Linked DNA regions of Homo sapiens: region 2 is linked to region 1. Evidence: chromatin loops called from intact Hi-C (ENCODE). Cell type or tissue: prostate gland. All regions are shown on one strand. Links, peaks and the distances in the headings refer to the core of each region. The heading gives the core; the rest is flanking DNA.

The links. A loop is a pair of places that touch in the nucleus more often than their neighbours do. Peaks named below come from ENCODE experiments on the same cell type or tissue, not always from the same donor. Only the 100,000 strongest peaks of a DNase experiment are listed, where the experiment ranks them.
Region 2: a loop joins it to region 1, with 2.4 times the contacts of the local background. A loop is called at or near these places in 2 of 110 quality-filtered maps.

The regions. Positions count from the first base shown.
Region 1 is chr14:65,022,496-65,027,871 of GRCh38, forward strand. CHURC1-FNTB (CHURC1-FNTB readthrough) reads left to right here. Exons shown (of 14, transcript NM_001202559.1): 7 at 4,958-5,104; 8 at 5,203-5,286. FNTB (farnesyltransferase, CAAX box, subunit beta) reads left to right here. Exons shown (of 12, transcript NM_002028.4): 5 at 4,958-5,104; 6 at 5,203-5,286. It also overlaps a transcript of MAX not described here. Among named protein-coding and RNA genes, the nearest start is that of MIR4706, 20 kb to the right of the region's middle. In prostate gland, for the core only: no CTCF peak of the experiment used is centred there; DNase peaks (open chromatin) are centred at 2,676, 3,526 and 4,012; H3K4me3 peaks cover 903 bases; H3K27ac peaks cover 2,982 bases.
Region 2 is chr14:65,077,053-65,082,428 of GRCh38, forward strand. It overlaps MAX (MYC associated factor X), which reads right to left. Exons shown (of 5, transcript NM_002382.5): 4 at 861-984. Among named protein-coding and RNA genes, the nearest start is that of MAX-AS1, 10 kb to the right of the region's middle. RefSeq lists an enhancer at 351-1,326. In prostate gland, for the core only: no CTCF peak of the experiment used is centred there; DNase peaks (open chromatin) are centred at 2,559 and 4,440; H3K27ac peaks cover 5,000 bases.

The DNA.
Region 1 (5,376 bases), core at 63-5,062:
GCTTTCTCACTGTGATTGTCTGTAATATTAAGCTTTTTATATTATTTTAAAAATAGAGATAAGGTCTCGCTGTATTGCCTAAGCTGGTCTCAAACTCTTGGCCTTAAGTGATCCTCCTGCCTTGGCCTCCCAAAGTCTAGGGATTACAGGCACGAGCCACCACACCCAGCCAAATACTTAAAAAAAAAAAAAGTAGTCATTTTTACAACTCTCATGTGAATTCCCTTTGAGGTGGAAAATGGAGGCTAGAGCCAGATACAGTTCTGACTAATACTGCATTTATGATGCTTTTAACAAGCATTTTTATTGTTGTTCTTCACAACTCGTGGACCCTTATTACTGGTCTTTTCCTGCTATGTTCCTAGTCATTTCCCATATTCATGTGCCTTACCCATCCCCCACCCCTGCCATCTCTAAGCGTAATTCTTGCTATTTGTACCTGTTGCATTTGTTTTATTCTTATTGGTTTCTGATTTGTTTTGCTGCTCATTTTGTATTATATGCTTATTTACTGTACATGCCTTTGAATCCTTCATCCAAACTGATGACGGTGTTTAGAATCAACATTGATTAATTGATTGAGACAGGGTCTCACTCTATTGTCTGGGCTGGAATGCAGTGGCACAATCACAGCTCACTGCAACCTGGACTTCCCCAAGCTCAAGTGATCCTCCCACCTCAGCCTCCTGAGTAGCTGGGGCTAGAGGTGGGTGCCAACGTGCCTGGTTAATTTTTATAATTCTTGTAGAGATGGGGTTTTGCCATGTTGCCCAGGCTGGCCTTGAACTCCTGAGCTCAAGTGATCCCCCTCACCTCAGCCAAAGTGCTGGGATTACAGGCATGAGCCACCACGCCTGGCCAGAATCAATCACTTTAGATCAGTCCTCAGCCATCACCTAAGAGTCCCAAGTAAACTCCTTATAAGGCTGAGAGGCAATCGCTGATATCCCTGCTTTGAACTTGACCCTCTTACAAGATTTACATACTCTTTAATGATGGAATGATAAAAGTGGTGGTGTCCAGCAGAACTTTCTGTGATAATGAAAATGTTCTATATTCTGTAAATGTCTATAGGTGTCTATAAACATCTATACGTGTTCTATATTGGCCACTAGCCACAGTTAGTTGTGGAGTACTTGAAATGTGTCTTGTGTGACTGAAGAGCTGAATTTTCTATTTTAATTAATTGAGAATTTAAATTGCCTCATGTGGCTAGTGGCTGCCTATTGGACAGCACAGATGTATCTCATTGCTACTCAAAATGTGGTCCCCAGACCAGGAGCATTGCTATCACCTGGGAACTTATTAGAAATGAGGACTCTCAGCCGGGCATGGTGGCTCACGCCTGTAATCCTAGCACTTTGGGAGGCCAAGGCGGGCGGATTGTCTGAGCTCGGGAGTTCGAGACCAGCCTGGGCAACACAGTGAAACCCTGACTCTACTAAAAAATACAAAAATTAGCTGGGCGTGGCGGCATGCACCTGTAGTCCCAGCTACTCGGGAGGCTGAGGGAGGAGAATCACTTGAACCCAGGAGGCAGAGCTTGCAGTGAGCTGAGATCGCTCAACTGCACTCCAGCCTGGGCGACAGAGGGACACTCCATCTCCTAAAAAAAAAAAAAAAGAGGACTCTCAGACCCATCTAGTTCTACTGAATTAGAGCTGCAGTTTAGCAAGATCCACAGGTAATTTCTATGCAACTCAAGTTTGAGAAGCACTGATACCTGGCTGAACATTGGAATCACGTGGGGAGTTTAAAAAAAATACTGCCACCTGGGTCCCACCCATAGTGATTCCGGTTTAATTGGAATTAGGTGTGGCTTGGGTGTTGGGATTTTTTTAAAACACCCCCCAAGTAATTTTAGTTGTGCAGCAAGGACTAGTGATGGCTCAAGCTTTGCATGTATCTGAATCACCTGAGAATTTGGTAAAAATACAAAGGCCCAGGATCTTTTCCACCTCAGCAGGACTGGGTCTCTGTATTCTTTTATTAGCTTTCTACAGATTCTGATGCACACATTTTGGGTTTGAAGATCCATGATATAGAAGATAGTTTCCCACTTTGCTGGTAATTGGCACGTAAGCTAGAATGAAATGCCTTGCTGACGTTAAAGAAAATTGATGTATTGCAGCTTTCAGTCATATTCTAAAGGAATGATTTTGTGAATACTTGTTTTTCACAAAATGTGCCACTTGGTGTTTGTACAATGTTTTTTGCTTGTAATTTTTTATTTATTGGTGAACTTCTTGTCTCTATGATAAGTTTTTCTCCCCCTACATTTGTGGGAAAAAAAAATATTTTTTTGTAGAGCTGGGGTCTCACTGTGTTGCCCAGGCTGGTCTTGAACTACTGGCTTCAAGCAATCCTCCTGCCTTGGCCTCCCAAAGTACTGGAATTACAGGCACAAGCCACTATGCCTGGCTCCTTTTTTTTGTTTGTTTGTTTTTTTTAAATATGTAGAAGTATCATTAACATTTTGGTCTTCAGAATTGCTAAGAAGTCTGTGAATGACAGCTGGTAGTTCATAGTCAACTTGCCAATTCCTTAAGGTGCAAGTTGGAAAGCCTTGGGATCAGAATGTTCTGTAATACGGAAGTGTCTGAGATCAAGAGAAGCCCAACCTCCAGTTCTCTAGCACAGCCCCAGACAGTCAGATGCAGCATGTCAGCTGAGGGAGGTTGGCATGGAGGGATGGTATCAAGGTGTGTCTGGTACATTCAGATCCTAACTAATTCGAGGCTTTAGGGTCAGTAGTGTTGCGTTCGGCACGATTCTATCTTAGGAGCTGGGAAAGGGAGTGGATAACCAGGTGACTCTTTTTCTTTCTTTTAAAAAATGTGCTGTTAAGTTTTGTATCAGCTAAAACTTTTTGTGGTACAGAAACCTTTTGGTATGCTAGTGCAGCCAGCCTTTGTTAGGGCATGAGCTTATTAACTATTTGTTTCTGGGAAATGTCATAAGAATTGATGACGATTTGGAAAGAAGGAACAAATTCAAGTTCTCTACAGAAATTAATTGCTGTTAAAAATGTGTCACATGCTGGGCATGATGGCTCACACCTGTGACCTCAGCACTTTGGGAGTCCGAGGTGGGAGGATTGCTTGAGCCCAGGAGTTCAAGACTAGCCTGGGCAACATGGCGAAACCCCATCTTTATAAAAAATACAAAAACTAGCCAGGCGTGGTGGCTCATGCCTGTAATTCTAGCTACTTGGGAGGCTGAGGTGGGAGGATAGCTTGAGTCTGGGGAGGTTGAGGCTGCAGTGAGCCGTGATTATGCCGCTGTCCTGCAGCCTGGCCGACAGAGTAAGACCCTCTCTCAAAATCAAAAACAAAAACCATAGTGCCACATAATTGTTTTCAACTTCAGTTTCAATCCTTGTGTTTTCTACAGTAAAATTGTAGGTGCAAAAAGAAGTATGTGTTGTTTTAACCTGTGACGTTTCAGAACTCACAGAGCAAGGCAGCAGCGTTTGCTTTTGCTTTCTCTGCCCGGATAATGGGAACTCTGAAATCGAAAGCAATTAAATGTGATGTTGGCAAACAGTTATAAACTTGTGTCTTCTTGGAGAGTAGGCTATGTAGTCTTTCTGGCAGCAGTAGCAAGGAAATAATGAGGTGAAAGCGCCCAGGAAAGAAGGCCCCATGAACACTGCAAAGACAGTTTGCTTGTTGTAAATGGAGGTTTCTCCTGGCGGGAAGGCTGTGACCCTGCTGAGCTGTGGAGAAACAGCTTGATAACCAGGGCTTTCCTGGGGCACCCTTTCTGGTGCACTTCGGAAGACCCCGGACTGATGATAGGGCTCTCTTGATTTCACCTAAAGCAAGACTGTAACCTCTGGGCAGCCTGATGCCAGGCTTGGAGGCAAACCCTCAGAAAACAGCTCCCCTCAGTGAGGGAATGGGAGCCTGTTTGAATTAACGTGGAGAATTCTCCAAGAACCCGCAGACTGGGAGGCATTCTCACGGCGAGTCAGTGCAGCTCCTCTTATGTTTACCGCAATTAAGGTGAGCATGAGAGCAGCCTGCCTCTCTTCTGTTCTCCCAGCCATGGAAGCAGGCTCCATTAAAAATGTGTTTTTCAGCCGGATGCAGTGGCTCACACCTGTAATCCCAGCACTTGCAGAGGCTGCGGCGGGTGGATCACTTGAGGTCAGGTAGTTCAAGACCAGCCTGGCCAGCATGGTGAAACCTTGTCTGTACTGAAAATACAAAAAATTGGCTGGGCGTGATGGTGCACGCCTGTAATCCCAGCTACTTGGAAGGGTGAGGCAAAAGAATCTCTTGAACCTGGGAGACGGATGCTGCAATGAGCTGAGATCACACCACTGCACTGCAGCCTGGGCGACCGAGGGCAACCCCGCCTCAAAAAAAAAAACAAAAAAACAAAACTTGCTTCTTACTGGTGGAGTAGAAATCAGTGGCCCACAGAGGCTTAGGTGGCAATGGGAGTGAGAAGACCTCTATTTACATGTTCATGATAGGCCTAGGTGATGGATCCTGACTAGGATGGTTAGTGTGGAAAGAAGCAGTTGAGCACCATGTTTTGGCAAAATTCAAAGGCTGGGAGGTTCCCAAAGGCAAGGAGGAGGAGGCTGGTACCACAGGTCCAGGGCAGCAAGTTGAGTGGAAAGTCTGGGAAAGGTTTGTGTGGGAAGCACGGGAGACTCTTACCCCATAGCTACGAAAGTCGGTTTCTTCCCAGCCTTGTGTTCCCTGCTTCATGACCAACAAGCGCTTAAGTACGAAACTCAGAGGAGGGCAGACAGAAATGATGATAGCTGGAGAGAGAATTAAGCCCTTTGGGGAGAGGTTATATTCAACAAGTGGGAGGAGAGGTTCCCCTCAACTTTTGAGGGAGTGGGGGATCATTGGAAAGGCCTGGAATCTAGTGGGAATTTGGTGTTTTGACATGAATGCTCTCTGACTTTGTTTTTGCCCTTTGGCTGTGTACCTAGTGTGTGTCAGTTCCTGGAGCTGTGTCAGAGCCCAGAAGGTGGCTTTGGAGGAGGACCCGGTCAGTATCCACACCTTGCACCCACATATGCAGCAGTCAATGCATTGTGCATCATTGGCACCGAGGAGGCCTATGACATCATTAACAGGTACAGTGAAAGCCAGCAGTGACAGAAACCTAGAGGAGTTCCCCGCCTGCTGACACGCACTGACTGTTGCCTCTCCTACCTCTTTCCCTGTTTCTCAGAGAGAAGCTTCTTCAGTATTTGTACTCCCTGAAGCAACCTGACGGCTCCTTTCTCATGCATGTCGGAGGTGAGGTGGATGTGAGGTGAGTGGGGTTTTGCACAGGCTGCCACATCAGTTGACTCTAGAGCTCATCTGCCATTAGAGATGCCAAGCCTAAGGAACATCATGGGGA
Region 2 (5,376 bases), core at 209-5,208, 55 kb after region 1:
AAAGGATGACATAAGACGTATCAGCCAAAGAACAGTTTTGGCTTAGCTCTCGTGTACAAGATCCACTTGGAATGACAAGCTGGACACTTGGAAGCAAGTCACCAATACACATAAAATACCTGGGCTTTTCAAATAGCCCCTACATGCAGGCTGCCTGGCCCAGTAACCAACCCACTGACACCACCCACTGCCCATCCCTTGGTTCAGCTCAGCTTGAGCCTGGAAGGTCAACCCATTTAATTTATTTTATTTTATTTTATTTGAGGTTTTCTAACCCAGGTGGTTACTTGCATTTCCTTTTACTTGCATCTTCCATGAGGGAGGAAGAGAAGTGAATTCCCCAGGAACAAAGAACTTGATCAGCTCTCGCTTTCCCCTGTGGTTGTAGGAAAAGGCGGGTGTGAGCATTGAGAACAGCATGGGCCTAGCCCATAGGCTGCCCTGATTGGACTACCATTGACAATGGGGAGGGCTCACTGTCCCTGAACACCTGGAGTCTCTGGTACTTACACAGCACATTCCACTCCAAGGACCTCAAAGCTCTTTTCAGACACCTGATGCCAGGTGTGATCCCTACTGCAGGCAGAGCACCTGAGCCCCAAGAAGGGGAGAGGTCAGGCCAGAAAAGATACAAGTCTCCAGATGTCCAACTTCCTAGCTTCCACTGTCTCCTCACTGGCGCCTCAGGTCCTTCCTCAGGACGGCTCTAACACTCAGTTACTCAGGCCCCAAGAAGCAGGACCAAGCCTGCTACTGAGCACATACTCCATGACTGGCTCTGACTCTGCAGGCCCAGGTGCCAAAGCCTGACCTGGCTGGAGCACAGCAGGGCCAGCTGCCCCACGAGCTCGGGTGCTCACCTTGCTGCTCCAGAAGAGCATTCTGCCGCTTGAGGTCGTCAATATCTTGCTGGTGTGTGTGGTTTTTCCTTCGCATATACTGGATATATTCTGTGGCTTTGTCTAGGATTTGGGCCCGGGATGCCTGTGGCAATATGAGAAAAAGCACAGGGGACAAAATAAAAACCCAATCCAGGCAGTGAGGGAACCTGGCCTGCAGCAACTGCTTGGGTGGCTGGAAACGAGAGGGTAAGGTGGGAAAAGGCTGAAGAAATACAATAATGGCTACTGTAGGCTTTATTTATTTATTTATTTTTTTATTTTTTTGAGACAGAGTTTCGCTCTTGTTGCCCAAGCTGGAGTGCAACAGCGTGATCTTGGCTGACAGCAACCTCCGCCTCCTGGGTTCAAGTGATTCTCCTGCCTCAGCCTCCTGAGTAGCTAGGATTATAGGTGTGCGCCACCACGCCCATCTAATTTTTTTGTATTTTTAGTAGAAATGCGGTTTCACCATGTTAGCCAGGCTGGTCTCAAACTCCTGGCCTCAGGTGATCTGCCCACCTTGGCCTCCCAAAATGCTGGGATTATAGGTCACAGGTGTGAGCCACTGCGCCCAGCCTGTTGTTGTTGTTGTTGTTGTTGTTTTTTTTTTTTTGGAGACGTAGTCTCGCTCTGTTGCCCAGGCTGGAGTAGAGTGGTGTGATCTCAGCTCACTGCAACCTCCACCTCCCAGGTTCAAGTGATTCTTCTGCCTCAGCCTCCAGAGTAGCTGGGATTACAAGTACATGCCACGTTGCCTGGCTAATTTTTACATTTTTAATAAAGATGGGGTTTCACCATGTTGGCCAGACTGGTCTCAAACTCCTCACCTCAGGTGATCCACCTACCTCGGCCTCCCAAACTGCTGGGATTACAGGCGTGAGCCACTGCATCCGTGAAGGCCTTCTTTGTGACATACAAGGTGCCAAGTGCTTTACAGAGCTTAACTCACAAGATTAGTCTCAGAGGTAGCTCTACTAAGAACCCAAGGATCAGAGAAGTACACCGCTTTATTCAAAATCACCAGCTGCACAGTAGCATGGCCTGGCTTTAAACTCAGAGCCATCCGACTCCTGAACTGTACTCCTCCCATCTCCTCTGGTTCTTTAGGTTGCTTTAAAGTCTTTAGCTTGGCTATGTCTGGAAACATTAAAATACTACTTAAATGAAAGCTTTAGGTCACTAATTCTGCTAGGGCCTGGCTTGAGACAGGAATGGGTACAATGTGTTTCATCAAGACCCAAGATTCCAGCCAAACTCTGAAACCACTGTTAACTATTCCGAACTGAACAATGCTGCTGTGTCACTACTTCAGCCTTCCTGGCTAAAGAGACTTTCATAAAAAGCTGTCGGTGCTTGATGTCAACACAGGAAGAGCATGAGATTGGGCCATTTCAGGAAACAACCACACCTCTACAATGGCTGTGGGTTGCCTGGGTACTGCCTTGCTAGAGTAAGTTCGTAAGTCAATAACATGGATGTCATGTTACTGTGCCCCTAGACATCAAACTTGTCTGGGAGATTCTCTCCAGGCTACAAACATAGTCAGAGTTACTTATGGCCAGGCAGCCAGCCAAACTGGTAGAATAGTACAAAGCCAAGCGAAGCTCAAGGCGGGGTAGCCTAGTAGCTTAAGTATGGCCTTCCAGCCAGAGACTCCTGAGCAGCCGGAAAGCTTCTTACTCAGGGTAGGGAGTGCTTGACAATTCTGTATTACAAGCCCAATGGGTCCTAAACAACCAGAACACAACAGCGGGAGAAAGACAAAGAAAACATGTACACCGTGGCTAGCAAAACCAGATCTACTCATATTAAATCCTAACAATCTCAATTTATAGGCCTCAGTTTGGGCTGAGTTTCAGAAAGGTTTGTAAGGCCCGTGCTTATTCATAAGTCCTCACAAGTACTAGAATTTCCAGGCTTTCCTCTTTAGCACCCTTAAGGTAATTTCCTCAAGGAAATTGTTCATAATCAACCATTTTTATCAGGTGCAAATTACGTACAAGATACTAGGCAGATACTGTGGGGAAACAAAATGTATTAGTCATGGCTTCTTTGCCCCAAAGCTTACTTACTATCTAGTTGAGGAGATAAATATGTCTATACATGGAAATATCACAGGGCAGTGCTGACAAGCGTAACCTGACTAGCAGAGACTAGAGACACCACGGGAAAGATGGCTTCTGGCTGGGGTGATTACCTACTGTGTGCTACGCATTGGCCTTGGTGCTGCATGTGTGCATGCAACACGCTCCTATCTGAAATGGTGAGCCCTGTGTTAGACCAAGGTGGCGTTTGGAATAGCACAGTCAAGATGGGATGGGGAAAAAGTGAGATGCGTTTCTTTAGTTGAGTCAGTCAGCTTATGCAGAAGGAATGAGAGTTCCTAGCCTAGCAATGGATACTTCAGACACTGTTTCCCATTTCTACAAAGGGACCTTATTAGGGTTTATTAGGTGACAAAATGGGGTGGAAAAAAGGAGCACATAATTAGAAGGGACTAATTAAAATACCTTCCTCTCTGGATACTGGAGATGGAATGAAAAATGATTAGTATTGATAAGAGGTGGTAGAGTGGCAAGGAAGAATTTGGGAATTAGAGGACAGAGGAGTGCTCTGCATGCTTGTCATTAATGGGTTCTGTAGCTGCAGACACATTTCTCACCTTGCCTATTCCTCATCTGACTAGAAATTCTCTAAGACCCCATCTAGCCCTCCAAAGTCTACCCTTTCCATCACTGATGTAATTTACATCCCTCTATTTAAATTTGCCTATGTAAAAGCTATTTTTTCAACTAATAGTTCCCAGAAGGCAACATTAGCTCTTAACTACCCATGTGCATCCGGGACAAGGGAAAAAATGCACAATCTCTGAAACCAGAGAGCACTTGCAAATGTTCAGTGATAACTTTTAATGAATGACCAGACTGAGTAACAGCCTTTTTGCTACCAGTTTCTCCTTCAAATATTTATACATGAAACCAGGGAATTAGGATCAAGAAGTGAAAAGTGAGCAGTAAGCACAGCAAAACAAGCCAGAAGAGAGAAAAAGATCTGTGAGGGATGGCAGTTTCCATTTCAGGGTAATTTTTGGATGAAGATAAAATTCATAGATGTTCAGAACATAGTGTCTTGGGAACAACAGGAGTCCAAAGAAGGCTGGATTGGTTTAAACTCAGAACGAGGCCTTCAGAATGCTAAGCACAGCCCTTCCTCCATCCTCTGCTGAAAGCAGAAGTGCCCCTGGTCACTTAGGGTGCCCTGATCCCTCAGCAAGTCCAAAAGAATGGTTCAGAGTTAACTTTATTTTACTCTTCCCAGGGTACCCAACAAGAATTAAGGCCCAACAAGAAAAAAATTTAAAGCACAAAATACAGAAATACCCCAAATTTGCATGTGCATGTAGTCCAGGAAAGAAAAAGCAAAAGGCTGAAGCTAAAAATGCTAGACTCACCTGCAATCCTCCCCTCCCATCTTTCCACTCCATACAAGATCATGTGGCCAAACACAGGATGAAGGTGGGGGCAGGGCCTTCCTTGTCTTTATGAGTTTATAATATGTGACCAGCAAACACGAAACCAGCAAGAAACCCTGGGATTTATGGCATGGACTATGGAATAACCCTGGACTTTCAGTTTCTGTTTTCTGAAAATTGCTCTAAGTCAGCTGAGTCAACTGCCTATCTTCATGTGAGTGTGACTGATCAGATAGAACTTGGTAAGTCAACATGTCCACAGAGCAAGTGCTGCCTTGGGTACTCAGTAAAAGCCTGAAAATTTTTTTCCTGATAGTTTTTATAATTAGCAGAATCATAATTTTGAGTCTGTCTTTGTGAACAGAAATGGCTCTTTAAATGGCTTGGATGGAGCCCTGAGACAGGGTGGATGGTGGCTGAAGGGACTGAAGAGGTAGCCAGGCCTCCCATGTAGCCATGTAAGCAAACGCAAAGGGCTCAGCAGGCCTCTCTCTCACCTCTGGGAGCCACACAAAGGGATACTGGGCAGCCTTGCGAGATCTTGCTCCAAAGCCATGGCTGCACATAGCAACACAAGTGACAATGATGATGGGGGTGGTAACAATGGCAGCACTAACACTTACTGAGTACTTACTAAGTGTCAGGCATCCTCACACAACCTTCTGATGTTTTCCCTATTTTATAAATGAGGAAACCGAGACACAGAGCTGTAATTTACCCAATGTTATGTAAACTAATAGGAAGTTGAGTCAGGATTTGAATCCAAGCCTCCAGGACACTCATACTTTGGGAACACAGGGGAAGCTATGGAACTAATTTAAAAAGATCAATAGAATTGCAGGGACACTGTTGTCATGGAGGGGAAAGTTGGAGGAGGAAAAGGACTACGAAAGTCACCTGATTTGCCTACAAGGACGTCAAATGGAAGACCCTAGTGAAGGTGGTTTTCTTGGAGGAGTGACAGCCGAAGCCCAATGGTAAATTGTCTCTGCACCGGTAACAGGCATAAGAATTGAGTTGCAA